Linked DNA regions of Mus musculus: region 2 is linked to region 1. A link is a loop called in an ENCODE intact Hi-C map of the cell type or tissue named here. Cell type or tissue: heart. All regions are shown on one strand. Each heading gives the region's core, and the rest is flanking DNA. Links, peaks and the distances in the headings are about the cores only.

Region 1 (2,909 bases), core at 86-2,585:
TATAATTATAAAATAAAAAGCACTTTGTCATTAGCTAAATGCAATAACCACAATTGCAGAGAATTTTCTTAGGAAAAAAAAATATCCATCAGCTTTTTCGCCCCAAAACCAAGAGGCTGCAGACTCCCTTTCTCAAAAAAATAGTTTTTCCAGCAGGAGCCCTCCTATTGTGCCTGATCCTGGCTAAAGTGTATGGCCACTCTCTTGCTAAACGAGCAGATAAAGTTTTAGCCATCTTTATTTTCCAACATGAAACACAGAACATTCAGTCATTCACACAACAAAACGAAACACACATGAATCAACACGTAAACAGACCGGTGCACCAGACATTAGACAACACAAAGAGGGCAGAGAACTGCTGTAGAGCTAGAGAGAATAAAGCAGGGCATCCCCCAAATTCTCTCTGTCTCTGGGAGAGTTCAAAATCCACTTTCCTCCCGCCTGATGTAGTTTCCAACTGCGGCCATCCACCTGTTCCATTGATTTACACCCTTTTATTTCTCTCGCCTACAAAGCAGCTTCTGAAAGCTGCGGCTGACTGCCTGCTGCTTTCCTAGATCCTGATATCACTGCTGAACCTAAGCGAATCCAGCAAGCATGTCAGCACGCTGTTCCAGCTTGGACAGTACAGCACCCTTAGCAACGGGCCCCAGTACAAATATCCTATCTGCAGAGCTCAATGCCAGCAGTGTTTCCTCCAATGTCTTCTGCAATTCCCAGGTCCTGCGTTGGTACACTAAATTGTTGCAAGCCAGCCAGCGGCTCACATGTCCAGGTTCGAGCCTGGGAGGCAACCGGGAGCTGAAAGAAAAGAGGGAACCTAGGCAAGTTGAGAAATAATGGAACCAAGACATGCTAGTCTGTTCAAGGTTCAAATGTTTAATGGAGAATGCGCTTATAAAAAGGAGGGGAAGCCCATTCCCACCAATTCAATTTGGAGCCTGGAGCCAGCTGCAGGCATAGTCTCCTGAATAGCTCTGGGGCCTCTCAGCACCGTAGCAGTATCTTGAAGAGGAACAGGGAAAATGGCTGAACACTAGAGTAATCTAGGGAGGAAGGCTACACCCTAGGTAATCTCCTTAGTGTCAGCAAAGTCAAGGTCTGGCTCAGCCTGCTTCAGACTTGTGGGAGGTTACATGCCAGTAAACCTTGTAACTCTCCTGCTCAAACATCTATGGTGCCTCCCTATCGCTAAAAGAATAAAGGCCGTTCTTGAGCTGGGGTGCATGCAACTCTTCATCAGTCTGCAGGCCCTGTGGGCTACCCAGAAAGGCCCTTGGACTCAGAAAGCAGCCCCAGACTTTTCTCAGCCAGGCTTCCAGACAGTCTCTGTTATCCTGCAGCGCCCTCTGATGGCTCTGGGTGAAACTCCGCTTATTCTGGGATTGGCAAAGGAAAGTGACTGAGACAGTAGTAGACCTGGTCACTGAGCGCCCTTGCTCAGAGGCTCCACCCGCAGCCACAACCCGCCCTCCGCCCGCAGGATTATCTCTGGCTTCCGGCGCGGCTCCTTGTCATCAGGCAGGATGCGGAAGCGCAGCAGAGTCAGCGCCAGTGCCACCTTCATCTCGCTCATGGCGAAAGTCTGTCCTATGCAGTTCCTGCAGAGGGGCAGGATGGGGACTCTGTGCAGTGCCTAGACAGGAGCTCCTGGACCCAACCTGATCCAGTCCTGGCCGCACCTGGTCAGCCCTTCAACTTCCAACCCTGGGTTCTGCAGACTTTTGTGCATACTCTGAGCAGAGGGTGGTAAGGAGAACTAGAACCCAACCATCCCAGCTCCACCCTATTCCCACTGTCAGCCCCAGAATCTACCCATCACCACAAGCCATCTGGTCTCACCTGGGCCCGGCAGAAAAGGGAATAAAAGCCAGAGGGGACCTCTTCTGTGGGTTTTCTGGGTCAAAGCGGAAGGGGTCATAGACCTGAGGGGAGGGGCAAGATGAGGCTTCTAGTTTGCTTCTTTGCCCATACCCAGCCAGCCCCCCAAAAAGTAGACATGAAGACAGGGGTGACAGCTTCTTGTTTCCAGGTTGGGGCTACATCCCCTTCCCATGTCCCTCCCAGCAATGCCTGGAGGAGCCCCCACCTCAGGGTCTGGCCAGACTGATGGATTGTGATGAATACCAAAGATGCTGATGACACAGATGTTCCCTGTTGGGTAGGAGGATCCAGTCAGTACTAGCCAGGTCCAAGCTGCCCCTAGGGACCGTCACCCTACTCAGATGCTTCCCATCTGCTCCTCCCTTCGCCCTTGACTTTCAGGACACCTTTAGGGATGACCCGGCCATCAGGTAGCACAATGTCCCGGGTGCAGCGGCGGAGGAGGTCTATGACTGGGGAATGTAGCCGCAGACTCTCCTTGATGCACATGGTCAGGAAGGGTAGCTGGGCCAGGTCGTCCCTAAGGAACACAGCGCACAATTATTCAGGAGCAAAACAAAGTCTAAGCTCAGCCTCATCAGCCTCTGGTTGGATTAACCACTCGCCTCTCATGCTTAGTCATGGAACAAATTATATTCTAGATGAATCAAGGATGCTTGCCAGTTCTTTTGTGTGTTTGTGTCTACTACTAAGAATAACCTTGAATTCCTGTATTTATCATTCTACTTCCCAAGTTTTGAAGCCACAGGGGTCAACTAAGATCTAGGGCCTTGGATCTAAGATTAACACTACTCTCCCCCGAAATCTCAAAAACATGGGAAGGGGGAAGCTTAACCTGAAATATTTCTACTTAAAGCCTACAGCTCCAAAAATATCCTAAACTTGATAATTTTTCTGTGCACAAGCTTAAAAATGTTTATGCAATGAGCTGGATGTAGTGGTACTCAGGAAAATGGAGGGTGGAAATTCCACATTAAATAGCCAAGCTAGGCTACAGGAGACATTTCATCAAAACTCAATCA
Region 2 (2,909 bases), core at 272-2,771, 130 kb before region 1:
TTTTGCCAGCTGCATATCATTTCTGTGATGGTGTGATACTTGGAATTCTGGGGGCTTTTTAGAGGAATTATCAATGCTAGAACCCTGAGAGGTATGCTGGTTGGTGGGTTGTTGTTGGTCATTGTTAAGTATGCATGGGCAAAGAATAAACAACAAAAAGAAATTAGATATCCTGACTCAGAAGATCAAACTTGCCCCTAAGAACTCCACACCCCTATTCAGCAGGAAGTAGTCTAAGGATGGCACCATCTGTCTCCCAACCCCTGACCTATCCTTTCCTCTCTGTCCTCTCTTCTCCCTTATCTAGTGTTAGGGGCTTGATAGGGTGTGTGAAAGGGGGTGGAGAGTGGTGGAAGAAAGAAGAACTCACAAAGTAGCCAAAGAATAGCTACAGGGAACTGTTGCATGTCATGCTTAACACGCAGCAGAACTCCGTATGTGTGACTTTCAAGAATCAGTATCATGTGTGGGAACAGATGGCACCTGTCAGCTCCAGCTGTGTCATGGGACACTTTTCCTCAACTCAGGGCACTAAAGTTTTCTCATATTCTCCAGAGGAAGTAGTAGAGCTGATGTGGAGATTAGATACCTAATATTGATCAAGGAATTAAATCAATACTCCCTAGTGTGCAGCCAGCACCAAGCCTGGACTTTCCATTCTTACCTTTGGGATAGAACGAGGACATGGCTTCTAGCTAGGATTCTTGGGTCCCTTTCACACACCCATCAGGGAACTTGGTAGCTATAACCATTCATTGAGCATCCTCCAACCTTAGCAGGCTTTTGGAAAAAAAAAAAACTGTGAAGTTCTGGCTTGGGATCCAGTAACCTTGTTTTGTTTTTTTTGTTTTTTGTTTTTTGTTTTTTGTTTTTGTTTTTGTTTTTTTTTTTTTTTAAAGCTGGCTTCGATCTTTCACCAGCTGTGTGGCCTTGAGCAAGTAAGTTACTTTCTCTGAGCCTCAAATTGCTAAGGGCATGATATAATGTATGCCTGTGGGTATTCATGAGCCAGTCACCATGTTTGTCCTATTTTAGGTTCTTTAGAAGCAGGCTGTAAAAAAAAAGTGAAGCTCAAATTCTATTCCTTGGAGGTGACCCTTAGGCAATATTTTAACTACCAGGTGCTAAAAGAGGACCCCTGGGAACCAGCAACACAGTGGGAGTGATGGGAAGGGAACGTTAAAGGCATGTGTTGAAGTTTGTACAGTGTCCACCTGGGCTAAGACATGCTGTGGGTCTCTGGGAGACAAACAGTACGATGTACATGCCTAGAATTATCTCTGGAGATGGGATAGTTGCCCACCCGTGACCATCCTTCAGGACTGAAGATTGCTCCCAAGGGCTATGTTTGTCTGGGGTTTGTGGCCTGTACTGAAAAGGTTAGGTCTAAGAACAGGGCCAGGGAGCTAGCTGTAAGAGAAGCCCCAGTGATTGCAACACACACACACACACACACACACACACACACACTTAAAAACCAGCACAGTATGCAAGCACACATAAAAACCTCCTCCACACTCTACACATTTTCCTCCACATGTACATACACAGCACACATTATAAATACATTTGCACAAGTGCACACAGACTTAACCATCAAACATTCAGTTTCTCACACTTTGAATTAATGACCTAAGAGCCTGATGTTCTCAAACTGGCCAGCAGAGGGAGCTTCTTCCATTCTCAGACCCACAGGCTCGTTCATTTTACGTCCTTTTTGATCTTAAAGCTTGTTTGTCCTGAGCAAGAAGTAAGACATTCAGGATCCCAAATACCAATTATGGCATGAAGCAGGTTTGCAAAGAATAGATTAGCTGGTGAGAGAGAAAAAGGGAAGGTCTTTTCTTTTTTAATTGTGGTACTCTATTTGTTGCCCGAGGATGTGTAAACTTGAGCAATTATGAACTTACAAAGCAACAACAACACAAAATATAGTTCCGCTAAAGCTCACCCGAAGGAACAGTGAGTTTATTGGGTTTACTTACAGAGCATGAATGAGAGGCTGTGCACAAAAGTGTGGACGACTTCAAAGCAGTTTCTCCATATGTGATGGCTAAATGTTGGTTGCCAACTTGACTGTATATGGAATCAACTAAACCCAAGCAGCTGGGCAGTCTATGAGGGATTTCCTCGACTGAGTCACCTGAGGTCAGAACCCATCCTAAGTCTGAGCCCCATCTCCTGCTGTCATCCCACGTGAAAGGTCACGGAAGACGGAAGCTTTTGCGTTTTGCCTGCTTGCTCTCACTCGTGCTGGCAAGCTCATCTGTCTTGTGGCTAAGTACTCCTTCTTTGGTCTGAAAACCTTTTTCTCCAGGATTCCAGCGCAGACTGAAGAGAGCCTGAAGCAGTTCTCTAGGGACCAACCCTTCAGGACCTCTGACTAGAGTAACACAGCTGAGACGTGCAGCCTCGTGAACTGAGCAGCAACTATAGATGGCCATTGTTGGACTACCCAGACCACCATCAGACCACCTGAATAAACTCCCCTTTAAGTATACATACAAATATATATTAATATGTATTTTATCAGTTCTGTTCCTTTAGAAAACTCTGACCAACACACCATAGCTGAGTAGGCGAACTTCGGTTAACCTTCCTGAGTCTGTATACTCTAGCACTTTCTCTAATTAGAACAGAATAGTTGACAAATGCTAGGAGGAGTGGCTTGAATATCAGTGGATCAAATGTAAGCTCTCAGCTATTGCTCTGGTGCCATGCCTGCCTGCTTCCATGCTCCCCTCCAAGATGAACATGGACTAACTCTTTGAAACTATAAATCCCAATAAACTCTTCTATGTTGTCTTGGTAATGGTGTCCCTTCACAACTGATAAGTAGCTAAGACAGAAGTTGGTATCAGGAAATGGTGTATTTCTGTGATACGCCTGAACATGCTTGTTTTTTGAGA

Evidence for each region. Peaks named below come from ENCODE experiments on the same cell type or tissue, not always from the same donor. Only the 100,000 strongest peaks of a DNase experiment are listed, where the experiment ranks them.
Region 2: it touches region 1 in a loop (13-fold over the local background); 18 of 42 quality-filtered maps call a loop at or near these places.

What each region holds. Positions count from the first base shown.
Region 1 is chr17:32,549,751-32,552,659 of GRCm38, reverse strand. Cyp4f16 (cytochrome P450, family 4, subfamily f, polypeptide 16) reads right to left here. Exons shown (of 13, transcript NM_024442.2): 10 at 2,274-2,407; 11 at 2,093-2,157; 12 at 1,846-1,928; 13 at 862-1,604. The coding sequence ends at 1,427. Among named protein-coding and RNA genes, the nearest start is that of Gm41570, 12 kb to the left of the region's middle. In heart, for the core only: a CTCF peak has its summit at 1,351 (motif pointing left); a DNase peak (open chromatin) is centred at 1,399; H3K4me3 peaks cover 870 bases; H3K27ac peaks cover 428 bases.
Region 2 is chr17:32,679,362-32,682,270 of GRCm38, reverse strand. No RefSeq gene overlaps it. Among named protein-coding and RNA genes, the nearest start is that of Cyp4f15, 4.8 kb to the left of the region's middle. In heart, for the core only: a CTCF peak has its summit at 1,662 (motif pointing right); no DNase peak of the experiment used is centred there.